Regions from separate parts of the Homo sapiens genome. Here regions 1, 2 and 3 are each linked to region 4. Evidence: chromatin loops called from intact Hi-C (ENCODE). Cell type or tissue: GM12878. All regions are shown on one strand. Region 1 overlaps LOC107987108 (a long non-coding RNA gene). Region 2 has its middle 110 kb from the start of ZNF462. Region 3 overlaps LOC340512 (a long non-coding RNA gene). Region 4 overlaps ZNF462 (zinc finger protein 462).

Region 1 (8,000 bases), 560 kb after region 4:
GAGGAAACAGTCCCACATGGTGGGCCTCTCTACATTCTAGGGGTCGGCTCTGTGATTTTCACACACAAAGAAGCCTTGAAGGGCAATTCCCAAACCTGACAGTTCCTCTTTCCATTTCACAGAAATCAAGGAATCTCAGCTATTGTACCTAAGACCAACTTAAACGGGAAGCAAATGATCTGTCATGTCTTTGGGTCTAAGCATTGGTGGCCTTTTTTGGGTTTCTTTAATCTGTACTTAATGTCTAAATGTTTCCCTTTGTATCTTGGGGCACTTGGGGAGGGGTGGGAATGCTAGTGGAGTATGATTAGTGGTTTAGCGTCTTCTTGTCCATTTTAACCACCACACTGCATCCTTTTGTGTTTGTGGAACCTGCCATCATTCTCTGCATTTGTGAGGGAGGAGGACCAGAGGGACCTGCCGTGAGAGGCAGAGCAATTGGAGGGTGGGGACAGACTGGCAGGCATTCCATTAGCCCCAGCCCATTCTCAGAGTATACTGCAAAGAGATCAGATCACCTATTATTTCTTCCCAGGAAATGTTCTGCTCTCTTGAGAGTGGGAATATTTGGAAGCATTCTCTCCACCCACTCTTTGGAAATGGTGACCAAACTGGACTTTTCCCTCCTCTCAAAATATATGGGAGAGAGCATGATTGTCCCGGGAATGATCTAGCAGATTTTTCAAGTTTTATGAGATTATGTGAAAGTTTCTAATCTCAGTATCAGAAGCCTTGAGCTACCATGCTCTTTGCTTTTGACATCCTCTCTATCAGGTGTCCTGGGAGCCAGATGTCAGAGCTGAACAGATGGGGAAGTTTCCCACAAAACAGCCAACCACTGTTCCTGGGTAACACAGTCTCTATTGCTGTAAAGAAGACCTCTTGAAGGTTAAACTTGATGTTTTAAAAGGTCAGACTTGAGTGTCTACCTGTTCTAATACAGATGTTTCAGACTCAGCAAGTTCATTCACAAAAACCCTGAGTCTAGCTCAGAGCTAGAATATAATAAGAAATCAGAGAATGTTGGTGAACTTAGCTGAATTTGAGCTTTCTCCTCTGTTGGGACTTTGGGGATGTGAATTCAAAAGATCAGCAATGACTTCAGCATCTTTGTCATATTCCAAAAGATAGCTTCACACATACCTAACTCAGGCGTGGGTTGGAGAATGCACTGATTGAACTTTTGTAGTTTTAATCTGCCTTGGGACTGGATTAAGAGTGAGGAGGACTCAATTTATGTCCCAATCCTGCTGTGTAACTAAATAATTTACTTACCCTCTCTGAGTCACACAGAGTCACTGTGAGGCTCAAATGAGATAATGTATGTTAAATCCCTTTATTAATTGTAAATCACTATACAATAAGACAATAGTGTGGTTATTATTATTAACGCAATTAATTTGCAACGGATGCATGAAGGAAAGTAATTTCTATTACAAACCAGAGGTTAAAAAAATCAAATCCCCATATAATCTTGTAAGCTTGAATCAAATTGCAATTTAAATCTATACAGGTACATGACTAAAGAGTATAATATTATTATTAAATATCTTTATTACTTTAAAATATCTATTATTTGAAAACTAAGCATAAATGTGCTATGGTGCCATGTGACACTAGAATTAACGTAGGACTTTGAGGTAAAGTTAACATGATTGTGAGAAACCCAGACAGGTTTCAAGTGAACTGGGCAACTACCTTACAGCTTCTATTCTGCATTGCTCTTCCTGGGACCACAGGGTCTCTTAGCTCCACTTTTCCCCACTTATCTGCTCCATTCTCAATTCAATGGATAGGCTTGCACTGCCAGATTTTCGATTCTGGTTCTCAGAATCTTTACTTATTTGTCCCCATGGCATTAAATCTGGTGTCATCTCTACATTACCATTTTTCAACACTGCCTGAATAACATATCCCTGTGAGAGACATCCTAGTTGGCTTAGTGTAGGTCACACAGATACCAGTCCAAATGGCTGTAGCTGCAGGTGTCATGTGTAACTTGAGCTGCATCTTCCAGGCTATGGGCCGGGTAATGACTTTCAAAAGAGGGTGAGAGGGGCTGGAAGAAAATAGGAAACTGCCCTTGATTTCCACTGGAAACACCATTGGCCTTTCTATTCTTGCAAGCTGTGTTGCTTACATCACAGTTTAGTGCTTCATTATTTCATTTGCCCCTTCCCAATTAATCTGTAAGGTCCTCAGGACAGGAGGCATGGCTCGTTCTAGTCTATTCTGAATGAGTCCGACATTCAGAACCACGATGGACACACTGTAAGTATTCAGTGAAGCCTTGTTGGTTGTTATAAGGTAATTGTCATCCTTCACATGCATATAGCACTTTACAGTACACACGGCACATTCCCATATATTGACCCATTTGACCTCATTAAAATCCTGAATCATTATGACCTTCACTTTACCAGTGAAGCAAAAGCAAGGCACAAGGATAATAAGTGACAGGACTCGCATCTAATTTTACACAGTGTTCTAGGTGCCTCTAGAATATCTAAGAGAAGATGTCGAGGAGCTAGTTAAATCTGTACTCTAGAGAGAAGAGTAGCCTAGAAATATATATTTGGGTATCATGTGAGTATGCATTACATCTGCATAAATACAATGGCAGTGAATGATATATCCAGGGATCTGTGTGTAAAGTAGAATAAAAGCTAGCCCAGAACAGATGCCTGAGAAACACTAACATTTACTGATTAGCAGAAGAAGGGAGCCCATAAGGAGACATAGAGAAAGCATCCCAAGAAGCAGCAGAAGAAAACCAGGATGGGTGGTGTTTTGCATGACCCGGGGGAAGAGAACTTCTCAAAAAGAGTAATCAACAGAATCAAATGCTTTCAAGAGGCCAAATGAGATAAGAACTAGAAAATTCTCTTGGCTGACCAGCTGCGGGTGGCTCACACAGGTAATCCCAGCATTTTGGGAGGCCAAGGCTGGTGGATCACTTGAGGCCAGGAGTTCGAGACCAGTCTAGGCAACATGGAGAAACCCCATCTCTAGTAAAAATTCAAAAAAATTAGCTGGACGTGATGGCACATACCTGTAATCTCAGCTACTTGGGAGGCTGAGGCACAAGAATCGCTTGAACCCAGGAGGTGGAGGTATCAGTGAGCCGAGATTGTGCCACTGCACTCCAGCCTGGGCGACAGACGGAGACTGTCTCATAAAAATAATAATAATAATAGAAAGAAAGAAAGAAAATGCCCTTGGCATTTGCAACAGGGAGATCATCAGTAACTTTTATCAGGGGAGTGTCAGATTAGAGGCAGGGATGTAAACCAAACATCAATAAGATAGAGAGGGAATGGGAGGTAAAAAGAGGAAACAGTGAGTTCAGCCAATTCTTTTAAGAAGTTTGGCTGTGAAGGTGGAGGATAAGATACAACCGCAGGTAAGGATTCAGTGAATATTTAGTTTTTTTTTAACGTGGGAGAAATTTGAAGGTATTTAAAGCCTGAAGGAGCCCGAGGGAAGTATTTCCCAGGGAAATACTTTACCCGATTTAGCAGAAGGGAAGGGAGAAAGGATGAATGTAGATGCCAATAAGTTTGTTTGGGCCAGTGTAGGTACTGAAAATGTTTTTTTATTTTCTCTGTCTAAATTCAAAGCAAGGACATTTCTTAAGAGTAAGGGAGGTGATGGGCTCAGGAGAGTAGAGATGGTTTGGTTCTATTTATGAAAGTACCCACTGACATCCCCACATACCCACATCCTGTTGCCCAGTCATTGCTTGTCCTTTTATTTACTCTCACATTAACTCATCCATTCATTCAACAACTGTTGAATGAAAATCTGTGTGGCAGGCTGTGGGAAATGCACTGGGGGTACAGAGGTAAAAAGCACATCGGGTAGGCATGAGATGACTGTCTGTGGCTACACAGGAAGGTAAATTTTATTTGACCCATAATAGGACGGGCCCAGTTACTGTAGTCCCTGGAATTAGCACATTAACAAAGCAAGCCACACGGCTACATCCTGATTAATCTGATTATTAAACAGATACATTTCATGATTCATGGGATTACAGTCATCCATTCTCAACCCCTACAGAGCCTAAAATCTCTCTCTTCCAGCATATGGCTCTACTTGAGTTTCTGGCACAAATCCTGTGACCTCCTCTGGAAGAGAACGCTAATTGTCCCCCAGTATCCATCTCCCTTTCTTCCATGGTAAGTGAATGTAGCTAGGTCCATAGCTAACTCAAGTAAAGAATACTTTCCCTAACCCCCTTCATGATTAGGTATAGCCCTGTGACTAAATTCAGGCCAGTGGAAAGTAACAGAAAGTGAAGCAGGTCATTTCCAGGTTAGTCCTTAAAGGGCAAGGGCATGCCCTGCTTTTCACCTTTTCCCTTCTGCTGGCTGGAATGAGGGCAAGGTGGCTGCGAGCTTATGATGTGGATGCCACAGAGGAGGGAGAGTGGAGCAATCTTATGGAAAGAGCCTGGGTCTCCTTGGTGAGTTCTTCATTTATAACTCAGGACTTTAGAAATAGCTGAACCTCCATGTAGATGGAGCAGTAGACTTAGCTAAGGGGATTTAAGAGCCATAAAAGATGAGAAAATGGTTGAGAATTTATGATGCAATTTGGAACAATGGCGGCCAAGAGTCTTTCATCCCTACAAGTGGGGAGTTTCAGCAGGAAGGTAAAGGAGTTGTGCTAGGTGTCTTCACACCTATAATTTCCTTTATTCCTCACACCAACCTTATGGAATGCATACTATTATCTCCATTCTACAGATTTTGAAAACCAAAGAGATAAGAGGTACCCAAACATGCAGTTATTGCACAGCAGAGCTGGAGTATGCACTTCTTTCTGCAGAGTGCTTGGCTCTGTTTTTTCTCTTTCACTATGAGACTTGCTCTTGCTCATGTGAGGGGGCCCCAGGCTGCAAGGAGAGCAGACACTTTCATCAGCTTTGTGGCTTAGACGGAATGAAAAGTCCCTCTTTCCTGCCAGACCACAACGTCCTGTGGCCCTGTGCCCATCAGGCACTGCCACCTTTGAGCCCCTGTGTGTACAGTGGTGATAGGGCTGAAGGGAGGGGAAGAGAAGAGAAATGCCCCCAGGCCAAGACCCTTTACAATGGAACCAGGTGCTATAAATTTCTCCAAATGCACCACCGCTCTCCACACATGCACATCTGGAATGCCGCATAACCCCTTCCCTCTCCAACCCCCTCTGCAACAATGACTTCCTGGAGCATTTTAATGACTCACCATTGTAAATAATATACTCTACCCTTTCTTGTAAAAAAAAAAAAAAGCTGGAAGTTTCTGCAAAACCAGCAAATTACTCCAAATTATAATTTCATCGAAAACACTGGGAAAAAAAACAACAACACCTTCATAGCCTGAGGTAGGAAAGGTTCAGGAGATTTATGTCTTTCCTTGAACATGTAGATTTATAACAGTGGATAATGTACATTCATTTCATCCATATTTATACCTGAATTGATGCAGAGTCTGGTATCCATTACTTTAATCTATGTAACTTGATCATCAGAAATCTGAACCATAATTTTAACACGTATTACAAAGAGTTTCTTTTGGGCTTAAAGGAAAATGACGGCAGAGAAGAAAAGCCATTAAGACCCAGCTGCAGTCACTTATTCCTGCTGCACTTCCTTCTGCAATATGTGTGGGTCTCCCTCCCCATTTCTCATCCCATACCTTCCTGGACACACACTGGCTCCCTCACTCAACCTCCAGCACTAACTGTGCTGAGACTGGAAAGGAGAGAGAAATGATGGGCAGGGCAATTCCAGGGAATTCATGGAAATAAATCTCTGAGATTCCTGCCAAACCAGAGCTCACACAGAGGCGGTAGAAATGGGCAAGTAGTAGCCTCTAGTCACTTAGTTGAAGTGAAAAAATGCAGAGTCTGATCAAAGCTTCTCTCTGACAGACAGTAGAAATTAAACCCAGACACCAGTTCTCAAAAAGCATGGCTGGCACAGAGCACATGTTCCTGTCCAACTTCTGAGCATCAAACATTAGCCTAGCTCAAAACTCCAAATTCCTGTCCTGGACTAAAGCCAAGTGGTGGGTTTTTGAGGGATCTGGGACCCAGAATTATATTAGGTGGAAGATGAAGAATGCAAGACCCGGGACCTCACTGTAGTAGGTGCATGTCAGAGAACTCTCTTGGGCTGACATCCTGGGATTTCCTAAAGCCATAAAAGCACCACGAGGGCAAGTCATTTTGTTCACTTGCATGGTCAAGGCTGGCACTTAGTAGGTGCTTGATAAATTTTGTTGAATGAAGGTCTTTGTTACAAACCATTCCAGAGCTATAAACTGTAGTGTGAGTAGATACAGTACAATACTGAAGATGAAACCAATGGGGTTTTATGACATTAAGAGTACTATTAGGAGTAATATGCAATCAAATTTATTATGGCTTTCTGTTCTTTTCTCTTCCAAATTTTCTTCCATTCTTTATCGTGTGTGTCACCAGAATGTTTCATATTTTATAAATATTTCGAGATTTGAAAGCATGATGCTATTTAATGTTCATAGCAATCCTGGGACACAGTTGTAACAAACAATTCCCATTTCACAGATGAGGACACTGAGAAGCAGAGTTTCCATAACCTGCCTGTGTTCCCCACCAGGCTTTCAGCACTGCTGTCTCCCGATTCCCATGTTCTTTCCTCTACACTGTGCCACAGTGGTGTGTTCTTGGCAGGGGTAAAGGGCAGAGTAAATAGAGAGGGCATTTTAGGAGTGCCTGGAAACAGCTGATCTGGCCCCAATTAGCATCCTGGAAGAGATCACCAACCCACAAATCACTAGGTTTGCTAAGTACTGTTCTCTAGAGCCTCCTGAGGATAGTGTTAGATTTGACACTCTCAAGGGAACAGATTCCAGCTGTCTGATCCTTGAAATCAGATAAAACAATAATTTCGCCTTATATTTTTCTGATAAAAACTGATGTTTAAGAAAGAAAATCTACCTCTAAAAAGGGGACTGAGATAACTTTTGTTTCATTAGTATTAATTTTTTACTACAGGAATGTGTATATATATATATGTGTGTGTGTGTGTGTGTGTAATATATGTACATATATAGTATATCTATGTATATATGATACATTTAACATATACTTTAAAATAAACATAATTATGTATTTAATATATAAACATACAAATAATAATAAATGTCTTTAAAAATTATAACCTAAATAAATGATTATTATCTTTTAGCAGGGGAAGACCTCCAACTATAATCTATCCACACAACTATAATCTATCCTGTAAACAACTGGGCTTCTTGAGAAACCCCCATGAAGGGAAACTGAAGTTTTTCACATAACATGATACAGGCACAATCGGAGGCATGCAGTGAACGTTCATAATGGCCAGCCCTACCATTTCAAAAGCATCACTTCCATTTGAAGAAAACGATGCTAAGGGTCAGAGAAGTTTTATCTTGACTGAGATTCCACATACGTTAAGTGCATATGTTGGGATTTGAGCCTAGGTCTGAGTGGTTTATAGCCCATGGCCTATCCAATCCGTTTTCACTATTAACATGTTTCTACCAGTTGCATTTGGAAAACAGGAGACTCTGAATCCTGAATAACGTAAAAAAGAAAATTTATTTAGGTGTTACCCTTAAATGGCTTCTTCAAAAATTCACCCGTTATCTCCCCAATCAGATGTGAGCTTTACCTCTTTTGAAACCAAAACTATTACTTTATTTCAAATTTATGGAAATCCTTCACCCTCATATTACTTGTTTCAGGTACTAACCCTGTAAGAGAGGCACTGAAGATAGAATGCTGCTATCACTCCAACACCATTAGACAGATGAAAGGCCAGTGACTTAGCCAAGATCACACAGAGAAAGGGCTCACCCATGTACTAATTCTGTGGTCTGAACTGCAACCCTACGCCCCTGGTTTCAAGAACTGTGCTACTTTCAACTTATTGAAATGGAAAGGAAGATAGAATGTGTTACATTTCTCTTAATCATTTTTATGTG
Region 2 (8,000 bases), 230 kb after region 4:
GTATATAGATTGCCTTATAAAACTATTTATAATCTTTTTCCCCCACATTAAGTGAATGATGTCTTTAAAAAAAAGGAAAAGGAGGAGTCTCTACCCACAGACAAGAACTCCCCCATTGGGAGTGCTTCCTCTGTCTCCTGCTTGCAGTGACACCACCTGGAGGGAACCCACCACCCCCCCACCACCACCACCCCCAGCAGCTCCAGCAACAGGCCTGCCAGAGATCTGAGCAGATGTTTCTGCTTTTCAGACCCAGGCGTTTCCTCTCTTCTAGGAGCACATGCCAGCACAGTCAATATCTGGAAACCCGCTGCTTCACAGTAGGGCTGAGAACTAAACTGGTACTTTACTAGAAAATGGTAATAAAGCAATTTGAATTGCTTTTCATCCTCCTTGCTCTTAACAGCTTTTAGGTTCATATGAGACCAATCAATTAATCCTGCTTCAGAGCTACAGGAATGGGGTGTTTTCCAGCCTCTGAATAGGAGATGGGCCCATAACAGAGATTTTTCCAGCCGTATTTCACAAGGACCATTTAGCCTGGCATCTAGAGCAATGGTGGGCAGAGGTGCCACTTGGTTGGCACCATATTCTTACAGCCTGGCCAGTTCCCCAGGTGCAAAAGAATGGCTTCTACCCCAAAGGCAAACCATAAATGTGATTCTTCTTTGTATAGTCTTTTCCTTCCATTCTCATTTCCTTCAATCCCAGGTTTCTGTATGAAAGAGTTAATAAGGTAGAGGATGATTCACCTGCATGGAAACTGATATGTACATTAAAAAAGGAGCTGCCATTTCCTTCCTGATCAAGTGTGATGTAGTTCCTTTGAAAGCCTCCTCTCTCACCTTGAGGAAGTTCTTACAGATCTCAGCATCCATAGATCTGTGTCCAGCACACAGTAACACTCAGAGAATAATGGATGAAGTGGATTAAAATAGAAATGAAATGAAAATTTAGAAAGAATGGAGGCGAGGGAAGGATTTTTTCCTATTTTTTCATGACCAAGTATTGAATATTATTATTTTAAGAATTAATATATTTTAAAAATCTTCACATTAAAAGATAAATGGGGCTGGGCATGGTGGCTCATGCCTGTAATCCCAGGACCTTGGGAGGCCGAGGAGGGCAGATCACTTGAGGCTAGGAGTTCGAGACCAGCCTGTCCAACATCGTGAAACCCCATCTCTACTAAAAATACAAAAAGTAGCTGGGCATCGTGGCAGGTGCCTGTAATCTCAGCTACTTGGGAGGGTAAGGCAGGAGAATTGCTTGAACTTGGGAGGTGGAGGTTGTAGTGAGCCGAGATCTCGCCACTACACTTCAGCCTGGGTGATAGAGCAAGACTTTGTCTCAAAAAAAAGAAAATTAATAAATAAAGACAAATGGTTAGTCCATAAATGGAAGGTAACAGATTAAAAGTGGTCAATGCCCGTGGACGAACATATTTACTCTGGCACACGAATTGGTGTTGAGAGAAATTTATGTTCTTCCTTCATTGTGAAATTAGTGGAGGGTATTTATCCACCTCAGCACAGATATTTGCCAGAAGTTGTCTCAAGACCTCAAGCACAACTTGTTTAGACATTTTCCAGTTGTAATTTTTTTCTAGGCTGTTAAAAATATTGACTTTGACAGCTTTAAAATGATGGCCTCAGAATTGGAATAATTTACATTCTGGAATTAAGATAATTCAAGCATTTCTGCTGGCAAGGAACAAGGGTAGGAACCAGTTATATAAATCCCAGATTTGTGGGAGACTGAACCATTAGCATAGATTCGTCGTCTGTGGATATTCAGAGCAGTCACCTTCCCATGTAAATGAATCTTTATGTCTCTTCCAGGCAGGCCCAGATTCTGAGCTATTTTCGTAACTTCTTTCGGATCAGGTGATCTGGAAGAGGGTGGGCGAAGGCGTCAGACTCAGGCCACACTCATGTTGCCGGCCTCTTGGTGTTCTGCAAGAGACACAGAAAGCCTGAGGAAAAATTCTAGCCACTGTCTGGCTGTTGTGTGTTTACCTTAGACGTTCTCTCCTTTAACTCCTGAGTCTCAGTCCCAGAGAGTCAACATAGAAGGCATTCAGAACAGCTCAGTGGTCCTGGACCTGACCCAGCTCTCTCTGCCAGATTCCAAACACACCTGCTAAACAGATTCTTTTCTCCCAGCGCTCTGCTGACATTTCAGCTGGAACCAAAGTCACTCTCTTAGTCCACAGCATTCCTCTGACTGCTAACGGGACCATTTGTCCTCTCCATTCCTTAGGAGTTTCTCTTTGACTCTGACTGGAAACACCTAAGTCAAAAGAAAACTTGGTCCAAACCCCGAGGCTATGGCTGGGAAATAATGGAGTGGTAATCATATTCAATAGGAAACAATGAAAGCAACAGCTTCCCTCAAATGGATTCGTCCTCATCCTTGGTACTAGGTACACTTGTGCTTGTCACATTTTGTCATCCTCGAGTGGCTCTGAGGTGTCATCCAGATTTCACAAGTGAAAAAAAGATTAGAAAAACTAAAGAATTTCCCCAGAGGCACCTGACTGGTGACTAGGTCAGATGGACCCCAAGCCCATGGTTTGGATATTTCAGCTGTCACCTCTAGCAAAGATGTAGATGACTATCCCTGTGGAAATCAAGAGGTGGAAGAGACACTGGAGATGACAAGGGCTTCTCCCAAATACGTATCATGTGCATGAGTGTAAGTTCAAATCAGTCACGGCATCATGGTCATTTGGAATTCTGTGATTGGAAGATATATTAAAGCCCTTCTAAATCAAATCTTTAACGCTCAAAGCCTGACACCCTTAAGCATATGGCAGATTATTAACCGGGGATGATTTTGACCCTCTGGGAACATTTGGTGATGTCTGAAGGTATTTTCAGTTGTCACAACTTGGGCCGGACGCCTGTGGGTAGTAGAGACCAGGGATGCAGCTAAAACTCCTGCAGTGCTCAGGACAGCCACACCCCACCCCATTCCCTTCAGCACAAAACAGAATTATCTGAATCAGATCATGTCAGTAGTGTTGAAGTTGAGAAACCCTGAAAAATGGAAAGGCAAGATGAGAGAAACATGGACACTGGAGATCATCTGGATCAAGCCCCTCAATGTTATTAAAAAAAGAGACCCAAAATGGTGAAGTCACTAACCCTTGGTCACATGGCAAGATTTTGGTAGAGTTGGAGTTGAACTACACTGGACATGAGCATATGAATAGCTATATTAATAAATATCTATAATAATATGAACAATCACAATTGCAATGCATTAATAGAAAAATGTAAAAAGAAAAATATTGACAGTTATTATCACCAGGGATAGTCACATTTACTCTGCATATGTAGGTACAACAAGTATGACAGGAAGATACTGCCCATATATAATTCCTGTTTAAAAAAAACTTTTTTTTTTTGAGCAACAAGAGAGGAATGAACCAGCTTAAAATCTCACAGCTCATAAGAACCTGGAATTGAACTCTTTTCTCTTAAATCAAAGGCCTTTGGGATGACCAGCAGGGCCTTGGTTCTTTCCATGACTGAAAGGGCATTAAAAAGAGAAAGTTTATACCCATATACATGAAAACCGCAGGATATTCAAACATCTTTTGTAGTATCACAGTCATCTGCATTTGATATATCTTTTGAGTCTATTGCTATGAAGGATGTTGCATTTACTCCTGCAGGCTCTGCTATTGGGTATATAAATCGCTCTAAAATTTCTGGAGGATAATTAAGCACTATGTATGAGGAGCCACCCTTTGATACAGTGATTTTACTTGTTGGAATCTGTCCTAAGAAAACAATTAGAGTTGCAGATAGATTTATGCACAGATATTATGATAATAATAATAGCTGGGATTTATCGAGCTCACACCATATGCCAGAGTCTGTTTTAAGTGCTTTCCATGCATCATCTTATTTGCTCCTCATAACACTATGAGGTAAGTATTATTCTCATCCCCATTTATACATGGGAAGCTGAGGCTTAGAGAGTCTCAGTAATTTGGCCAAGGTTACTTGGCTACTATATTATAAAGGGAATTCAAGGCCAGGCAAACTGATTCACAGGGTTTCTTCATTTTAATTGCTATACAATACCAACTGATAGCAGTAAATTACACATTTATCAGGAAACATTGGAAAGAATCTGATGTCTAACATGAGTGCACTTGGTTAGGGGAGTTATGGCCTGTTTCCTCTTTTGGTATCTTGGCCTAAAGTAAACCTGGACTATGTCTTCCTTGGGTAGAAAAGGATGGCAGATCTGCTTGGAGGCTTTGCAGATAGTTCATATTTGTGCAGTCTGTCATTTAATAGAGCTTAACTCTGGTCACAGGAAGGAGAATGCAGCAGACCGGAACTCAGACAGACCTCAGTTTGAATCCTGGCTTGGCCACATCCTAGAAGCTCAGCCTTTGATAAGGCACATTTTCTTCACCAAACCTCACTTTCCACATCATTAAAATGGGGAAGTCACATCCACCTGGTGGAGTGGCTGCATGAAACCCTTGACTTGCAGAAGTGCTCAATGACGCACAGTGGGTGCTCACTATGAGTTAGGTGACTAGAAATAGGCAGAGATGGAGCCCTGCATTGGTGACCTGAGAAGGAAGGCTTGCTGCTGTCTGAGGGAAGGGGATTCCCAGCTGTGCTTGGGGAAGAGGAAGTCAGCGAAAGCCACTTAAGAACGTTGAATTCTTGTGGACAAGTCCTGTAAACAGCTTTAGAACAATGTAAATAGGATAACTGACAAGTCCTGTGAACAGCTTTAAAACAATGTAAATAGGATAACTGACAACAAGTCCTGTGAACAGCTTTAGAAAAATGTAAATAGGATAACTGGCTGTGAAAATTAACACAAACAGGAAAAACAGACTCTGAGAAATCCAGAGACCTGAATGCCTATGGGAGAGGGCTCTTTCTTCTGTAGAAGCCCAGGCAGGGTCTTATGGCCCCCCATCTGGGTGAGCACTTGAGGTGCAGAAGCTTGGAGAAGAACGAGTAATCAAGGAGCTGCCCCAGCCTCAGATCAGACCTACTGGACCCTAACTCTGGAGAATAAAACTGGGGATGTCACTGCAGTGACTGGATGCACATTTCTTGGTCAGCCCCCAGAATAATCCCTGCTTCAGAGGTGACTCAGCTTGGGAAAGGCCAGCGTTGATGGCCCCTTATCACAAGTGTTTGACTCACAGAGTGTGACAGCTGGAGGGGGCCTTGGAGTTAAATCATCTCAGCCAGCCCCTCCATTTGAGAGACAAGAGAGACTCAGAGAGGAGAAGGGACTTGTCTGATGTCCACAGAGTTACTAAGCAGCGGTGCTAGAACCCCAGCCCATGCACTGCTGACTCAGAATCCAGAAGAGATTTTTCTTCCCCTAGCACCTTAATGCTGTTTATTTGTAATCGTTGGTGATCTATTCATTGAATTATGTGTCCTTGCTCATGCATTTAGAGAGCTTATGCACATTTTGTACACCCAAAGCATGTATGGTGAAAGCACAGAAGTATATATCCATTCTGTCAACAAATGTTGTCAACTCTTATCCAATAATGTCTCTTGAATCCATTTCCATCTCTCTGGTTCAGACTTATCACCTTGCTTCTGGATCCTTGTAAATGTCTAGCTGATTGTCTTATCTTCAGTAACTGCTTCTCTTCTGAGACATTTTTCAACCCTGCAGACAGAATCATTTTTTAAGGAAATATTTCCATGGTTCCATTGCTTACTGGACAAAAATAAACTTCTTAGGAAGACATTCAAGGCCTTTTATGATCTGAGCCCATCCTCCCTTACCAGGCTTTTGCCTGGTAATCTAATGCTTTTGCCTACCCATGCATGACACGCATACCTACAGAAGCCACTTCAGGACTCTGTGCTCTTTTTCACAGTGTTCCCTCTTCCTAAAAGGCCTGTCTCCCATACTACAGCCCTGGAACTTTTGCTCATCCCTTAAGCACAGCTCAACCATCACCTTCTTTATGAAGCCCTTCATCATGCCTCTCCAGGCAAAACCCATCACCCTCTCTGCTCTGTTTCTCCAGTGTTCTGCACACGCTTGCATTACAGCTCTCCTATTGGATTGAGATGAGTTATTTATTTGCCTGCCTGCATCACCAAGGAGGCTGCGAGTGAGCGTTTTCACAGCAGCGACTATGTCTATCACATTCACTCGCAAGTCCTAGCATAGGGCCTGACACAGAATAGGTGTTCAATAATGTTTTATGAGTTAATGAATGCATAAATTATTGAATTAACACACATAAAATTATTTATTGCTTGTAAGTTGCCCCATCAAGCAAATAGCTAGATAGATGTTTACCAAACCTGGAGGGTATATTTGGCATGGTCTGAATTAAATTACAGCTTATGTAGGACAGAGAAATGTGCATGGATAGAGAAAACATGAGTGATTTAAATATAGCCCCAAATAAAAATCCTAAGAGAAGACATGTTGAATTGCAGGCGTGGAATAGAAGTGGGAGCTGCTTCTCATGTGGGCAACTTTACATCTCATACTCTAGGGTGAGTAGTGGCAGGTGTTTATTTGGATAATGAAGATGTGATAATTTCCAAATGCAGAACCAGGGAGCCCAGCTAGAATGCAATAATTTTTTTAAGTGAACCTGATGAACGCTAAAGTGTTGGGTATGGCGTAATGTTTTCTAGGCAGTCAGCATAAGAGAGCTGGTTCTTTATCAAGGACAACTCCTTGCCAAAGTTAAGTCCTGAAATCAACTCCCCTCCACCATTACCACCAAACATGGACCCACGTATTTAATCCCCATATTTAATCCCTCATGGCTTTAGACATAATCTTCTGACTTATATATGTGTTAGATCTGACCTCCTGTGTTTTGAACTTTTGTGTTTAAGATAGTAATTCTTAGGGGGACTTGATGTTCTTCAGTCAGTCTATGTTCAGAGGAGAAATGAAAGCTAGGAAGTTTTCACCAGCATTTTAATAGAGCTTAATTGTAACTCTCAGGTGACTTAATTGACAATGAAGTCTTTTAAGTCCATGTCTTGTCATTTGCTAATATTTTATATTTGCCCAGAAGAGGGGTGGAAATGGGTTTAGAAGACAGATGAGAAATGGTTCCATTGAATTTTTAAAAATTACATTGCTGTGTTGTGGAAGGTTGACATTTTTAGCTAAAAAGATTAGGATTAGTTATTTTTAACTATCCATCTACACTTATTTTTTATTTAGATGAATAGGTTGAAGGCAGAGTGAGTTGAGCAATATTTCTTTACAGTAAAGAGTACAGGATGCTTTTATATTTGACATCCCATGGTATCTTTCTAACAACCTGGGATGTAGGACTTAACAGACCTATTATACAGATGAGGAGTCTGAGGTGCAGGGAAGTGAAGTCATTTTCTAAAAGAAGTGAAGTGGTGCCAATGGGACTTAAACAGATTTTTGTGACTTCCATTGCAATACTCTTGAATGGTTCAGAGCTCCTGAATTCCCATCTTATCTCCACCACCTCTACTAAGTGATATGACTTGGGCTAAGTTACTGTACTCTCTGCACTACATTTTCCTCATCTGTACAATGGGCATAAAGGTCTCCCTCTCTCAGGATGCCCTGAAATCAGTTGAGGAAACACACAAAGTAGGGAAGGAAATAAGATTGGCAAATCCAACAAATTGCAATTGCGTCCCTCTGTGTGGTTGAAATGCAGGGTAGGAAGTGGGAATGGTGAGACTTAATGACTTTAATATATTTGTCCAGTCATTCAAGATCACAGGATTTGCATTTTATCCCAAGGGCAGTGGAGATCATTGAAAGTTGTAAGGTGATCATTTAAGAAAATGGGAAGGTTTGCATTTTCTAGCAGAGTCTATCTGGCATGAGCTCTTGTAAGAGTGTCCTAATTGGTCCCCAATCCTACATTCTCTCCTTCTGCAGTCCAGCCTCTGCAAGATTATCACGGTGATACTTCTGCAACACATCCCATCATCTCCATCTCCAGCTTACAAACCTTCACCAAC
Region 3 (8,000 bases), 53 kb before region 4:
CCTAATGTTTATTCATGTATATAATGTTTCCCCTCCCTGCAAAATATAACAAGCAGTAATATTTGTGCATGTGGATTCATTATTTATTGATTCTTGGTCTTGCTGGGTAAAATGTTATCCCAACCACAGGTGCCAATATTTGTCTCAGGAAAGGAATTCTCATATTTTAGGAAACATAGATACATTGTTTAGCCTTTCTTTCAAGAAGCTTACAGTCACTGAAAGCCAAAGATATAGGTGTAAATTATAATTACTTACAGAATTCAGTAGAGTAACAGGCTGTACAGAATTGCTGCCTAAAAATAGGCTATATGCCATACAGGCTAGGTGTGTAGTAGGCTATACCATCTAGGTTTGTGTGAGTACACTCTGATGTTTGTATGATGACAAAAATCACCTGATGACACATTTCTCAGAACATATTTCCATTGCTAAATGATGCATGACTATGTATACACACATTAATGTAAAAATACATATATATCTATATGCTTATATACATTTATACATACACACATGCATTCCTTTGTTCTCCAAATATCTGATTACTCTCCCTTCTGGGAACATAGGAGACTTAATGTCTCCCAATCCCCTTATGATGGGCTGGGGTCCTATGACTAGTTCTGGCCAATGAGTTGTAAGCAGAAGTGACATGTGACTTCTGACATGTGTCACTTCTGGATTAGAACATTTAATTGGCAGGACACACCCCTTCAATCTTTTTTACCTCTGCCATAGTGACTAGCAACATTTAGATCAGTGGTTGCTTGATCAGCTTTGGTCCCAAGTAAGGGAATTTAGAACAGAGCTCTCAGCTGCCCCTCAGTGTACTGATAGTGTGAACAAGGCAGAAACCTTTGTCACCAGCAACTGAGACTTACAGATTGTTACCACAACATAGCATAGCCAGTCCCAAGACTGAGGGCCTCCAGCAGCCCAGTGTTTACAGGTGTAGCTCATGGCTTCAGCAGAGGAAAAATCTCTCCCTTTTCAGCACCTTAATGGGCTGTTTCATGGAGAGACCCTCTTTGCTTTTCTTTTGTTGTGTCCTATCTTTGTATGCATCACCGAGGACAGGAAGATGTTGTAACAGAGTTGGCCAGGTCTGGACCATGTGGCTTTCATCTAGACAATGGAGAAGCACTACGATAGGTGGTCCTCCTGGAAGCATTTCTCAAACAGAATGAGGGAGACAGCACAGAAAATACAACAGGGACTGTGACCCATGGGCATAGCTAAGCGTCTTTTCTTTCCCTTTTTCTTTCTTAGCTTTGTTTCTTCCTTCCCTCTATAGGTCTTACTTCCTCCCCTACTTCTTATCCATGACAGTACTTTTTCATATTTCAGAAACAATGTTATAGCTTCCTTGGTGTCCCCAGTACTCAACATAGGGACTCAGTAATTGTGGAGGGAATAAGCAAATGAAAGAGGTTGTGTAAGATAAGACAGAGCCAGAATGAAGAAGCACATTTTGTTTTTTTCTGTGACTGGGAGATCAAACATCAAACAATGGATTATGTTGACAGAAAACCTTCCAGGATAGGCCAAAAAATGTTTAATTCTCACTCTCTCTAGAATTCCCTTTAACAAACGCAACCAAACACCTGGGAATGAGAGACCTGCCACTGTATTATCCATTTGATTTCAAACTGGAAACCCTAGACAGATTCCCTTGCCTGCAATTAGCCAGGTGGAGCACAGACAAGTTAATATCAACAGCTCATCTTAATGCCTACGCTGTCTCCAGAATCCAGGGAAAGGTGTTCTTCCCTTTAATCCTCTGTGGCAGGACAGATGGCACTTACAACCCAACCCAGCACTGGGGAAGTGTTTTTTATGCCACCAATTAAAATGCATTTCCTCCACTGCGTCCATCACTTGCACCTGCAGGACAACCAGTAGCCTCACCATGAGCCTATTCCATCTGATCGCTCCCTTGTCCATTGGGGCATGTTGCTACAAATCCAAAAAGTGTTGCCAAGGAAGAAAGTGAGAGTTGCATCTGTACTGGAAACTTTCTAGTATGCTCCTAGAGTGTTCGGCAAATTCTTTTATGTTCTCATCCAATTGACAATTACCGTGAACCTGCTATGTGCCAATTGATACTAGAGGGAAAGGAAAAGGTAAACAAGACTGCCCTTGAACTCAGTCTTGTAGAAGAGACAGATTATTAAGTAACTAAAATTCATTGTGAAAATACTCTAAGTAGAGACAATTTCAGGTACTGATGAGCACAGAAAAGGGAAGGCTTACTAATTTGGGGGAAGGGCCCAAATCAAGCCTCAGTTATAGAGAGGCCATGTAAGTCTATATTTGTATTAAAATAGTAACCCATGTTTTTATAGTGCAATATGGTTTTAAAATCATTTCCACATATTTGTCTCATTATTTCCAACAACCTTTGTGTAGAAATTACTCTTCTTCTCTATTTACAATTTAAGGAGTTAGGGCTGAGATAGGCTAAGAGATTTGCACAAAATTACAAACAAAAATGGAAAAGCAGGACTCATAACTAGGTTTTCTGATTTTGGAGTTTGTTTTAAACTTATTTTGAATTGATCAGGGTTCTCAGCTGCAAGCAACAGTTAACAACAAAATTAAAACACACAAACAAACTAAAAACCTCTCTGGCACTAAGCTTGGAGTCTCTGTAGCCAAAACCCAACCAGGATCGAGAACTGACAACTGAGCTGGTGAAGTCACCAGTGTAACCTCCCCTGAGCATTAGATACCATAGCATGCATACCTGAAACCACCAACATGCCTTGTGCTGCCCCTTGAACTTCTGCTTCAGGTGCTTCTAAAAACTCAGTAGAGTTGCCCCACTCCTTGAGAGGTGGATTCTCAGTAATCCCTGCTTCTTGGGTTTGTTAACTTCAGGTAGAATCTGGAGTTACTGCACTGAGGGGCAGAGTCTCCATCAGGTCCCCTAAATGCAGGGAAGATAAGTGCCTGGTATTTGCAGTTTCTTTTATGGGCACTGGACTCAACTTCACACATTTGGTAATTCCCAGGCATAAGAAGGAGGCTTAGAAGGCAGGTGGCAACATTTTATATTCCCTTCAGCATTACCTCTCAGTAGCGCTTATTTCCCTGCTTAAAAATTATATTTACTCTATTTGGCTGTTTCTCACTCCCTGAAGTCCTTTTTAACCCAGTATGAACGAGGAAGACTGCTCCTAATCGCCTCCTGCATCGTGCAGCATGACCATGCCTTCATCATCACAATCATGCCAGAAACAGCTCACTTCATTATCAATCAAACCCATTCATTTAGGTGTGTGGTTACAGCCTCTTCCCTCAATGACTGGCCAACCAAGCTTCAGAGTTTAATCATGAAAAGTCAGTGACTTTCACTTCAGAGCACTGATTGGGAGAGAAGGAACAAGAGTCCCCACTCATCTGTGAAACGAAAAATGTCTTCCTCTATTGACAGGGAATAGTGCTGGTGGCTCTGCTTTGAAAAGGGGTCACATGGGGAATGACTCGCTGTCTCAGATCTGTAAGTCTTTTAGACTCATTGATTCCTTTTTTTTAAAGGGGTGCAAGTGAACTTAAATTTACAAACCAAACCAAACAACCCCATACAAAAGTAGGCAAAAGATATGAACAGATACTTCTCAAAAGGAGGCATACATGTGGCCAAAAAGCATATGAAAAAAAGCTCATCGTCACTAACCATTACAGAAATACAAATCAAAACCACAATGAGATACCATCTTACACCAGTCAGAGTGGCTATTAAAAAGTCAAAAAATAACAGACGGTGGCTAGGTTGTGGAGCAAAAAGAACACTTATACACTGTTCGTGGGAGTGTAGATTAGTTCAAACACTGTGGAAGACAATGTGGCGATTCCTCAAAGACCTAAAGACAGAAATACCATTTGACCCAGCAATCCCATTGCTGGGTATATACCCAAAGGAATATAAATCATCCTATTATAAATAAAGACACATGCCTGCATATGTTTGTTGCAGCACTATTCACGATAGCAAAGACCTGTGATTCTTCAAGTGTGGTCTCCTGGATGGCAGCAGCAGCAACTAGGAACATTTTAGAAGTGAAAATTCTTGGGCCCCATCCCGGACCTACTGAATCAAAAATTCTGGTGGTGGAACGCCACCACCTGTGTGTTAACAAAACCTTCTGTGTGATTCTGGGGCATGCTGAAACTTGAGAATCACTACTTTAGACCAAGAAACTTCTTCTGATGTGGGCACCAAGCTTAAGATCTTTCATGTACTCAAGTATCTTTCAGTTTCCCTTAGTGAATCTGGATGGGAACTGAAGAAACTTTAATGCAGTAAATGTATCCCAGATCATCCTTTTAGGTAAGTCAGCCTCAAAGAAACCTACTACAGTGGGCACTCCAACAAAATAAGGACTAACCCTTGCATTATTTTATATCCATTTTCTCATTCTGCCCACATTACCGCCCCAGAAGAGAAGTCATTTTCAAGATGAAGAAACAGACTAAGGAAGGTTCATTTACTTGCCCAAGGTTACATATCAAGGAGTGGTGGAGCTCATGGAGTCTATACTGTGCTAGGTCTATGGGCATGATGGGGGACCATGGGGGGGAGTTCTCTCACCACCCATCTGTAATTATATCACAAACACCTCAACTAATCATCTATTTCTGCTAAAGAAGTGTGTCTCTTTGATCTGGTGAAATTCTCAATATTTTTTCTTTCTTGAGGAGCCCCTTTTTATAAAAGCAATTTTATTCAAATCTCCCATTAACTCTATGGCTTTGTAACAAAAATGATTCAACAGATGAGTGTAAACCAGGCAGTCCATCCTAGGAGAAAAAAGCGGAGGGTTTGAAATGGGGATCAAGTAGCCACCAAACCCAACTTGTCAGGTTTAGACACAAATGGTCTCTTCCTGAGTGCTTGTGAAATGAGATATATTTTTAAAGATGCTCCTAAGCCCTCTCTTTACTTTTATTGCAATATTTCTAATCACATAAATATCTGCCTGCATTAAATCCTATCTGTATTCGTCTGTTCTCATGTTGCTAATAAGGACATACCCGAGACTGGGTAATTTATAAAGGAAAGAGATTTAATTGACTCACAATTCAGCACACCTGGGGAGGCCTCAGGAAACTCACAATCATGGCGGAAGGAGAAACAAACACATCCTTCTTCACATGGCATCAGCAAGGAGAATTGCAGAGCTAAAGTGGGGATAGCCCCTTATAAGACCATCAGATCTCATGAGAACTCACTATCACAAGAACATCATGGCGGTCAAAGCCCAATGATTCAATTACATCCTAGTGTCTCTCCTATGACTCGTGGGGATTGTGGGAACCAACATTCAAGATGAGATTTGGGTGGGGACACAGCCAATCATATCGCCATCCCATTTTGCTTCCTTCCTAACCTACCCTGAATTCCATGGACAGTTATTTCAACTACATTCAACTTTCTCAATTCCCCACCTCGTCCCCGCAAACACACACTCCCCTCCTGCCCTGAATAAATTCACTGTTCTCTTTGCTCCAGTTCCTAAACTATCGTCCACTCCCAAATTAAAGTGCACAGTCATGTTTTGGATCAGGTTTCCTTAAAATCTATACCTTCCTGGGCAAGGACTTCATGACTAAAACACCAAATGCAATTGCAACAAAAGCCAAAATTGACAAAAGGGATCCAGTCAAACTAAAGAGCTCCTGCTCAGCAAAAGAAACTATCATCAGAGTGAACAGGTAACCAACAGAATGGGAGAAAAGTTTTGCAAGAAGTATTAAGGAGTATTGACTCACGTAATCACGACGTGAAGTCTCACAATAGGCTGTCTGCAAGCTGAGGAGCAAGGAAGCCAGTCTGAATCCCATAACCTCAAAAGTACAGAAGCCGACAGTGCAGCCTTCAGTCTGTGGCCAAAGGCCCAAGAGCCCCTGGCAAGCCACTGGTGTCGATCCAAAAGTCCAAAACCTAAAGAACTTGGAGTCCGATGTTTGATGGCAGTAAGCATCTAGCACGGGAGAAAGATGAAGGCCGGAAGACTCAGCAAGTCTCTTTGCATAGCAAGAGTGACCTTTACTCTTGTTCCCAACAAATTCCTCATCTCCATCTGAGACCACCTCAGCCTGTACTTTATTGTCCGTGTCACTCTCAGGATTTTGGTCAAAGCCATTCAACGAGCCTCTAGGAAGTTCCAAACTTTCCCACATCTTCCTGTCTTCTGAGCCCTCCAAGTCTCTAGGAAGTTCCAAACTTCCCCACATTTTCCTGTCTTCTGAGTCCTCCAAACTGTTCTGACCTCTGCCTGTTACCCAGTTCCAAAATCACTTCCACATTTTTGGGCATCTTTACAGCAGTGCCCCGCTACCTGGTACCAATTTACTGTATTAGTCTGTTCTTATGCTGCTATAAGGACATACCCAAGACTGGGTAATTTATAAAGGAAAGAGGTTTAATGGGCTCACAGTTCAGCATGACTGGGGAGGCCTCAGGAAACTTACAATCATGGTGGAAGGTGAAGCAAACACATCCCTTTTCACATGGCAGCAGGAAGGAGAAGAACGAGTGCCCAGTGAAGTGGGAAGTTCCTTATAAAACCATCAGATCTCATGAGAACTGACTCACTATCATGAGAACAGGATGGGGGAAACCTCCCCCATGATTTAATTGTCTCCACCTGGTTCCTCCCACAACATGGGGGCATTATAGGAACTACAATTCAAGATGAGATTCAGGTGGGGACACAGCCAAACCATATCAGCAATTAAGAGGAATGCCTACAAATTCACACAGCAATGGAAATAAAATTCACAGACATATAAGTAAAAGAAGCCAGACACAAAAGAGCATCCACTGTATAATTCCATTTATATGATGTTTAAGAATGGTCAAAACTAATCCATGCAAAATGTAACCCTAGCAGTGGTTGCTTGGGAGGTGGTAAGATTGGTAGGAAAGGAACACAAGAGAACTTTCTGGGGTTACAAAAGTAGTTTATATTTTTATCAGGAGTGTGGGTTACAAGGCTGTATGTATTTTGTCAAAATTCATAGAACTGTAAGATCTGCGTATTTTGCTGTATGTAAGTGATATCTCAATTTCTAAATTCCTAAAAGAAAAATTTATTGAAGTCTTTTACTAGTGCCTTCTCCCTCTTAAGTCAGAACTGCTTGGCAGAGCAGGAGGTGCAGGACTGGGGAAGGGTTAAAAGATTGTTGTGTGAGCCTGGAATTAGCACAGAGGAAGTAAGGTGAATTGAATGTTTAATAGCATTACACTAAGATGCCTGATGAATTTATCTCATAATGAGAGGGCCTGCCCTGAAGACTTGAAGTCTATAAGCTACAATCTCCTTTGGGTCATCTAAAGCTGGAAAAAAAAAAAACATCACAAAATTCAGTGGTTTAAATAGAAAAATATTGTATTGTTGCTCGCAATTCTGTAAAATGAGCCTGGTTTAGCTGGGCAGTAATTTACTGGTCTTACTGAAGTTTACTGGCTGTTTTTAGTTGGCTGGTCAGTGGTTCTGCGCTCAGTCAGAATCCTGGGTTGCCTGGGTCACCTCTCTTTCCGTATAGTCTCAGGACTGCTTTCCCCACATGGATTTCTATAAGGTCTCTTCAACAGACCTACCCTGTTTCTAATATGGAGGCTCGGGGTTCCTAACAGCAGGAAAGAAGAAGCTGCTAGGTCCTGAGGTTTACGCCTATGACTGGCACAGCATCACTTCCTCTGCAGTCTACTAGTTAAAGCATGTCACAGGACAAGTCCACATTCAAGGGAAGGGACTAAACAAAGTGTGGTTCATTGAGGGCCATCACTGTAACAAAATCTTATCAATATCTTGCATATATTGATTTATAACCATAGGAAAGAACTTTCCAATAGGACTGCCCACATCTGTTTCTGAAACTCTTGATGTTGCCCAGTATTTCTAACTCCATCTTCTGAATAATATATCTGCTAAGATATAATAGGGCCCAGTTTTTTTGGGTACCACTGTCTTGCTCAGGTGACTTTGCAT
Region 4 (8,000 bases):
CTCCCAAGTAGTTGGGACCACAGGTGCACACCACCATGCCTGGCTAATCTTTTGTATTTTTTGTAGAGATGGGGTTTCGCCATGTTGCCCAGGCTGGTCTTGAACTCCAGCATGGCTGCTTTCTTAATTGCCACAAAGACTACATTTTAGGCCTGCAAAGGCTAAAATATTTGCTCTCCGGTCCTTTATAGAAACTGCCAAACCCTGTCATTTAAAATGTATTAACATTTCAAATAACATAGCAAAATACTTCTTTTAGAATAAGCTTTAAAAAATGTAAGGTATCATGTTTTATGTATAGTATAATCACAATTACGTAAAACAAATGAAAGTGGGTCTAGAGAACAGACCAGAAATGTTCAGCATTTGGACTAGTGTGGTAGAATTATGGGTGATTTCCCTTCCACCCAACCTGTGTTTCGCAATTTTTAAAAATGACCTTACGTTTCTAATAGAAGAAACTAGACCTCACTTTAAAAGCTCTTTGAGTCCACATCTCCATCTGGTACACAGTGGTCGTGACTAAATGCAGTGGTGTCTCCCCCTTGGCCCCTCCCCACAAGTGTGCTGAGGCGGGAGCAGGAAGTCCTGGTAAGTACCTTATGCTCATCCCGAAGGTGGCTGTCCAGTTCCTCCGTGTGCTTGGTCTCATAGTAGCAGAGCTGGCATTTGTAAGGTTTCAGTTCATTGTGCTTTTCTATATGTTGCTGGAGGCTCTCATCACTGGAGCAGGTGAAGGTACACTTATCACAGCGGAAAACTACTCCCTGCAAGTATTTGGACAGTTTGGACCGGCAAACTTCAATGGGGACAACACGCTCTTCTGTGGAAACAAATTGAATGGAAAGATGGGAATTTTTACTGATGGCAAAACAGAAGTTCTTTCTTTGGAATACAAGAAGAAACTCACCCAATCTTGCTGCTCCTCGTGGATCTGGTTCCTTGAACTGACACACATGCACCCTGCCCCTCCCCTAACCCCCAAACAACATATTCCTCAGGAATGAGTGGGTGTTTTTAAGACCAAAAGCTCTTTGTGTACTTAATACCCAGAATGACCTATAAATAGAGGTGGGGTGGGCTAGTAGGTGCTTGCTAATTCCTGAATGGAGGTGATTAAGGCAAGGGGGAGGAATAGAAGTAGCTGCAATTTTTACCAACATTAATGATTACTGACAACAACCATTAGCATGCCTTCCTTCCTCAGCAAGTGCAACTGAGGCTGGACTTACAGATGTCTTTAATGGGGAAAGAAACTGACATTCACCAGGCACCTATGTTCTGGTACCTTTCTATCAGCAACTTTATGAGGCTGGAGTTACTCTCATTTTTACAAATAAGTACAAATGGGCAACAGAGTCTTTAAGTAACTCTCCAAAGGTCATAGACATTGCAGTTGGCAAAGCAGAGATGTGAAACCAGGTCTGCTTAACTGTAAATCTATTATTTCTCACTATTTCCAATTCCATTCTCATTTCCCCTTCTAAGGTATTCTCAAAGAGACTCTTCCCTCCTTTTGAAACTAAGGGGATTTCTCATCTAATATCAAGTCTGAAAGCAAACCTGTACACTTTCATTCACTAAAACTCCAACTATGAAGAGCTCACAAATGAAATGACTGCAGGCAACAATCGGGGGAGGTGGGGTTGCGCAGGAGACAGGGAGGATTTGTGTCTTTTTAGACAGTCTGTAATCTGATTGTCAGAGGGAAAAAATAAAAGAGAGAGAGGATTTGGGTGCTTTTCCCGTTAACATACCAAATGCTGTAGGGCTGGAAATGCGTGTGCTTGTTTATTTTGCACTCTCTCACCCTTGTGTTTAACTGCTCAAATTAAATTTCACACCAGTCTGCCCAGAGTATCAGCGCACACGCCAGATATCCATAACTGGGATAAAATTAAAATCTGTGCTATTTATGCAAGAATCAAATATAGCATGTGTTTTCATGCTGTGTCTGGATTTCAGAAGACTCAGAAAGTTTACAAATGGACGCACACAACATATACTTATATTATTTAGAAACAGCAATGTATTATTAAGTCAAGAAAGCATGATTTATTCCCAGAGTCACTGAATAGCAATGTTTCCAGGGCATCGGTACGTTGTACACCGATGCGACTCACTCTTTAGAGTCCTCCCTTTGTTGCTGGCCAGTGTGCAGGCTCTAGGGAATTTTCCCCACCCAATGTCATGCCTTAGTCTCAACCACAACACTCTGATTGTAGGGCAGTCACTGCCTTGGGAGTCCTTGAAGGCAGCGATTAATCGGCCCGCAAAATGCTGGGCAGAGGAAGCGTGGAAGGTGGTATCTGCAACATACCCCCTGGAGCTCTAATGCATGTTATTTTCCCTATACAAAGAATCAGTTGCTTATTTAGAAATATAAATATTTTTAAACCCAAGTATAGCAGACAGCTAAGAAACACATGATTATAATGTAATCCACACATTTTTTTAGAATAGCAACTGTTTAAGTCCTCTAACCATTCAGTTGTATGGTTTGGTGTAAACGGAGAAAAAAAAATGCTTTGGCATAAACTAGTAAATCTTAAGGAGCTCATGCTAGGATATTCTATTCTTGTAACTCAAGGTTTCTAAAAAGTAGCATTATTGAAATTTTGGGACAGGATAATTCCTTGTTGTGGGGGGCCAGCCTGTGCATTGCAGGATGTTTAGCAATAACTGTGGCCTCTACCCACTAGGTGTCAAAAGCACCCCCTTCTCTCCAGCTGTGACAACCAAAAATGCCTGCAGACTAACACACTCTGGGGAGGCAAATTGACCTCAGCTGAGAATCACTGCTCTAAGCAAAGTGCCAGGCATTAACTGCAACTACGCTGGGTAAGGCACTCATGGACAGAACCCATGAACAAGCTAGTGTCAACAGCAAGAGATGGGGCATGCAGGCTGAACCACGGGGAACTGCCCCCATGCTGGGGATATGCCTTTAGACCTTAGGAGTTCATGGGAAGTGTTGACATGAACTTTACTGGCATCTTCCTTGGGACTGCATCCCCCTTGCTCTCTCTACATTTTAGTTCCTCATTTATATGTTATCATCTCTACTGTTTCTACTTTCATTCTTTGGCTTTGCCCTGTCCTGCCTGCCTTGGTTCCGTTGACCTCTACGGTGAAGAAGAACAGCCCGGTATCATTTTTCATATAATGATGTCCCACACGCCTCAAAGATAGTCATTCAGTGACTCTCCAGTCTTCACTTCTCCACAATTAATAATCAGTTCTTTCAAACTTTTTTATGAGCCTCCTTTTCAATTCCTCTACCACTTAGGTTGGTTTTCTTTGCAGTTTCCAATTTCACTATGTGTGTCTAAGTGAATTTTACACAAAGTCATGAATAGTCAGAATAACACCCTGAAGTTCAAGTAATTATTCATGTGAACACCACTGCAGACTATTAAGTGCTCGCTACGGTTCAAGCACCGTTAGGTGTTCTACCCTTGACATAACTTTTTGTTCTCATAACACCCTGCAAAGTCAGTTCTATTTTCTTCAGTTTGTTGATGTGGAAACCGAGAACTGATCAATTAAGCTACTTCCTCAAAGTCACACCTCTGGTTCAGCACAAAGCTGTGACCTGGGAACACAGGTCTTCTGATCTCTGCCAGGGCCCTCCTCTTGGACCCCTGATAAGAACTCTCCAGTCTGTATGTGTGTGCTTATAAGCCTTTCATTCATAATATTTAAAAAATGCAAAAGCTACAGATTTCTAAGGTAACCCTTTATATCTGAATGTCTTTCAAGCACCTTCTACATTTGAGGAAAGGGTCAAATCCCTGCTGAACTTAAATCTGAAATCTAGAACTTCCCATTTCCAAACTAAGACAATGCCAGTCTACCAAATCTCTTAATTATGTGAGTTTTTACTGAGATATTAATTTTAGAAAAAAAGTTAGCTTTTTCCCCTTTCTAAAAACATGGTTAACATGACCAAGATAAAAATAAAAAAAGACAGACTTTAAAAGGTGGGCAAATGACTGACAGTGTTTTCTGAATGAGGTCATTCATTCTTGAGGCAAATGAAAGACATAAAAGTTAAAAACTGGAATGGTTCCAGGTATAGACTGGGCTCTGCCTTGGTTACAGAAGCTCAGTGCTCAGGGCTTTTTCTATGGGGGCAGTGACAACTGTGGGTCTTTTTGACTTCACACCTCTCAAAATTACCTTGGGTGAAAACTCAAGGCCTGAATCACACTCATTGTGACTCAGCTTCTAGCACTGGCTGCAAAAATATTATGACTTCACCAGTTCAACTACAAGATGGATTGTGTCTCTCATCTCCTCCTACTCAAAAGATGCTTGGTGCTGCAGCAGGACATAAAACCGAAGAGGTTGGGCCCGAGAGTAATGTCACATTGAAGCACATGTGTACTAAGGTGCAACAAGAGCTGAGAATAGCATGCTTTCAAGCCTCCATGGAGGTCAGTGGAAAATTCTGCACAGCTGCAATACAGAGGGTTCACTTCTGCTCAAATTGGCGAGAAACCACACCACTGCAGAGCCCAGATTCAACTAGCAAAAATCCTTCCTGAAAGGCACACCACAACATAGGTGGGTTTCCTTCCCAGAACATGCCAAGTCTACATGAAGCAATGAGATTGGAAGTTCTTCACTCCACCAAAACTTTGCGTGCAAATTGCCACTCTAGAGGACTGAGTCCCTCTTTGCACCAAAGCAAAGAAGTGACAAAGTCTGAGTATTAGAGAAAGCTATGAAGAAAATAACATTATTTTTATATAAATCATCCCAAAACATAGCCATAAATAGACAAACATAAACACAAGCAAAACAGTTCCTGGTAGGAAGTATGAGGTTTTGATGTTAGCCAGGCTGCCATCCTCAAGCTAGAAGGAACTGGAAATGGCACCTCTAATTCTATCAGGCAAAGGTATTTGGAGAAGTTGAAAGGAAACATGTAATTTCACTGAATAAAATTAAAGATTGGCAATCTCACTGTAGACTTTATTCTCAAGAAAAATGACACTGATCAGATAAATTAGGGGAGATTATTTCCGTTCCCAAGGCTCCCACTTGCAAGGTTCAGTTAAATGCGGCATTTGTCTATGTATTGGGAAACAGAAACTTTAAGTTAATATGCCAATTAAAGACCCATAGCAGTGATTACATGGTTCCAAAATTACAATGTAAATATGTGGCAAAACTGTGTTTCATCCCTAAAATCTGTGGCCAGTTTTTAAGGCTCACTATGGATGTGCAAGATACATATACATGGGCAAAGCTAAGCATGAAACATTGTGCTTCCAATGGTGATCAACTCAATAGGAATACCCTCATAAAACTATTATTCACCTGTTTTTTAGTCTCTCTTCTCGTTCAAGTTCAAATTCCTTCAGTGCAGAAACCTTGCCTGACTCTTCATGGCTGTATCCCTACAGCTTAAAACAATGCTAGAGCTTTCTCCTCCAGCTGCCCAAGATGTCAAAAGAAAAAAAGGCCAAGGGGAAGAAGACGGCCTTGGCTCCTGCTGTCATTAAAAAGTAGGAGGCCAAGAGGGTGGTGAATCCCCTGTTCGAGAAAAGGCTTAAGAATGTTGGCATAAGACAGGACCTCCAGCCCCAAAGGGACCTTAGTCCTTTTGTCAAATATTCCCACTACTTCTGGCTATAGTAGTAAAGGGCTACCCTATAAGCAGCTCAGAATGACTCCTGTGATTAACCAATTCACCCATGACTTGGACCCCTAACAGCTACTCAACTGCTTAAACTGGCTAGAGACAAAGCAAGAGAAGAAGATTGTTGGCCTGCATTGAGAAGAAAGCTGCCAGCAAAGGGAATGTCCCCACGAAGAGGCCACCTGTCCTTCCAGCAGGAGTTAATACTCTTACCACCTCAGTAGAGAACAAGAAAGCTCAGCCGATGGTGACTGCACATGATGTGGATCCCATGGAGCTGGCTGTCTTCCCGCTTGCCCTGAGTCCTAAGAAGGGAGTCCCCTATTGTATTATCAAGGAGATGGCCAAATTGGGGTGTCTAGTCCACAGGGAGATCTGCACTACTGTTGCCTTCACACACATTAACTTGGAAGACAAAGGCGCTTTGGCTAAGCTGGTAGAAGCCATCAGGACCAATTATAATGACAGATATGATGAGATCCCACATCACTGAGGAGGCAAGGTCCTTGGTCCAAAATCTGTGGCTTGTGTTGCCAAGCTGTAAGAGGCAGAAGCTAAAAGACTTGCCACTAAACTGGGTTAAATGTACACTGTTCAGTTTTCTGTATATAAAAATAATAAAAAGTCTCCTTCAAAAAGCCAAAAACAAAATAAGGCTGGCATATAGTGGGTGTTCAATAAATATTTGTTGCATGAATGAAAACCTACCAAAAGTCCTACCACTGACTTCATCCTTGAAAGAGAAGTTCAGGGCTTAATTTTTCCCTAGTTAAACTCATCAAATCATGGTCAATCTCACCAAACGTTGATCTGACCTAAGTTCACAGTTCCTGAATGAGATGGGTCTACCAATCCTTTGCTTCAACCTTTGCTAAATTAGTATTCAATAAGTGTCTCATCAGTAACCTGATCAGAATTTGTCCTGGCTTCCCATCTGTCTACTGACTAAAGTTCCAACTTCTATATTAGTATCCAGGCGCTTCATACTTTGGCCAGAACATACTTCTCTGGTATGCTTCCTATTCTCTTCAGGACCCCGGAAATGTCTAATAACATTCTGCAAACATGTCTTGCTTCCACCGACCTCAGTGGTTTATTAAATTGTCTCTTCCCTCGTGTAGTGGGTTGAAGAGTGTCCCCCATAAACTTAAGTCTACCTGGAACCCCAGACTTTATTGGGACATAGGTTCTTTGCAGATGGCAATCAGTTAAGGCCAGACTAGATTAGGGTGTGCCCTAAACCCAATGACTAGTGTTCTTATAAGAAGAAAAGAGGGCACAAAGAGATACACATAGAGAAAAAGCCCATATGAAGATGGAGACAAACATGAGAGTGATGCAGCTATAAGCCAAGTAGCGTCAAGGAACGCTGGGAGCTGTCAGAAGCTAGGAAGAGGCAAATAAGGATCCTTCTCTTGTGCCTTCAGAGGAAACACAGCTCTGTCAACACCTTGATTTCAGAGTTCTAGCTTCCAGAACTGTGAGAGAATACATTTCTATTGTTTTAATCTACACATTTGGTGGTCACTTGTTACAATAGTCCTTGCAAACTAATATGCCCTGCCTTAAGTCTTCTCTGCCTGTTGAAATGTTATCATGGCTCAGTTTGAAAGCCACCCCTCTCTACTACAAACAGAAATATACCTAGATACCCATCACTCACTGTCTTGTCTATACTACGCACATGCTCATCTCTGAGGAGAGTGGGTGCTGGGTCTTATGTTCCCCATTTTGCCCAAAGAACCAAGCATAGCGTGGCACGTAACAAGCAAATAATGAATGTTTGCTGAACACATGAGTAAACATCATACTCTCTTTTGCTGTGGCCAACATAAATCCCTGATTAGTTCATATTCAGATTTCCCATGAGCGAAGTAGATTCTCTCTCTACTTAAATATATCAATTTATACAGACAAAAAGCAATGGAAACTCTATTTCTGCCAGCAGTAGTTCTGTCTCTGGGCCAGTTCAGAAGTTGGTTTTCTTGCTTTTCATCCCACATACTTTAATTAACTAAGACCTCAGAAAGATCTTGTACTGTGGACCTGAGAGACCAAGGATGTCATGGATAGAGCAGGAAGAGGACAGGTGCAGAAGGAGCCATGTCTTGTTACTTTGAGATCAGCCCCAACTCAAAATTGCAAGGCAGACATGCAGCTCTGTCTCTCGACTTGTCAAGGTCAGCTTCCTACTGAGCTGCCATTTTGAGTAGAGATGGACACCAAAGCCAGGCCGGGACACAGATGGTATACATGGCTGTCCTGAGGCACTCTGCTGCCTGTGGATCCGTGGACTTCCCCTCTGACCTCCTCTGATAATTCTGTCTTTGAACTCAGCCGCCACAGCTAC

What was found. Peaks named below come from ENCODE experiments on the same cell type or tissue, not always from the same donor. Only the 100,000 strongest peaks of a DNase experiment are listed, where the experiment ranks them.
Region 1: a loop joins it to region 4, with 3 times the contacts of the local background. A loop is called at or near these places in 1 of 110 quality-filtered maps.
Region 2: a loop joins it to region 4, with 4 times the contacts of the local background. A loop is called at or near these places in 1 of 110 quality-filtered maps.
Region 3: it touches region 4 in a loop (3-fold over the local background); 1 of 110 quality-filtered maps calls a loop at or near these places.

Annotation. Positions count from the first base shown.
Region 1 is chr9:106,417,762-106,425,761 of GRCh38, reverse strand. All of the region lies in intron 3 of LOC107987108 (a long non-coding RNA gene), which reads right to left. Among named protein-coding and RNA genes, the nearest start is that of MIR8081, 180 kb to the left of the region's middle. RefSeq lists an enhancer at 4,913-4,992. In GM12878, no CTCF peak of the experiment used is centred here; DNase peaks (open chromatin) are centred at 3,791 and 4,931; H3K27ac peaks cover 387 bases.
Region 2 is chr9:106,749,964-106,757,963 of GRCh38, reverse strand. No RefSeq gene overlaps it. Among named protein-coding and RNA genes, the nearest start is that of ZNF462, 110 kb to the left of the region's middle. RefSeq lists an enhancer at 4,599-4,808. In GM12878, no CTCF peak of the experiment used is centred here; a DNase peak (open chromatin) is centred at 4,503; H3K4me3 peaks cover 257 bases; H3K27ac peaks cover 896 bases.
Region 3 is chr9:107,030,352-107,038,351 of GRCh38, reverse strand. The region is part of intron 4 of LOC340512 (a long non-coding RNA gene); the gene reads left to right. Among named protein-coding and RNA genes, the nearest start is that of ZNF462, 170 kb to the right of the region's middle. In GM12878, no CTCF peak of the experiment used is centred here; DNase peaks (open chromatin) are centred at 3,351 and 4,211.
Region 4 is chr9:106,977,009-106,985,008 of GRCh38, reverse strand. ZNF462 (zinc finger protein 462) reads right to left here. Exons shown (of 13, transcript NM_021224.6): 10 at 600-823. The region is part of intron 4 of LOC340512 (a long non-coding RNA gene); the gene reads left to right. It also overlaps the pseudogene RPL7AP44. Among named protein-coding and RNA genes, the nearest start is that of ZNF462, 120 kb to the right of the region's middle. In GM12878, no CTCF peak of the experiment used is centred here; DNase peaks (open chromatin) are centred at 1,477, 3,328 and 4,198; H3K27ac peaks cover 455 bases.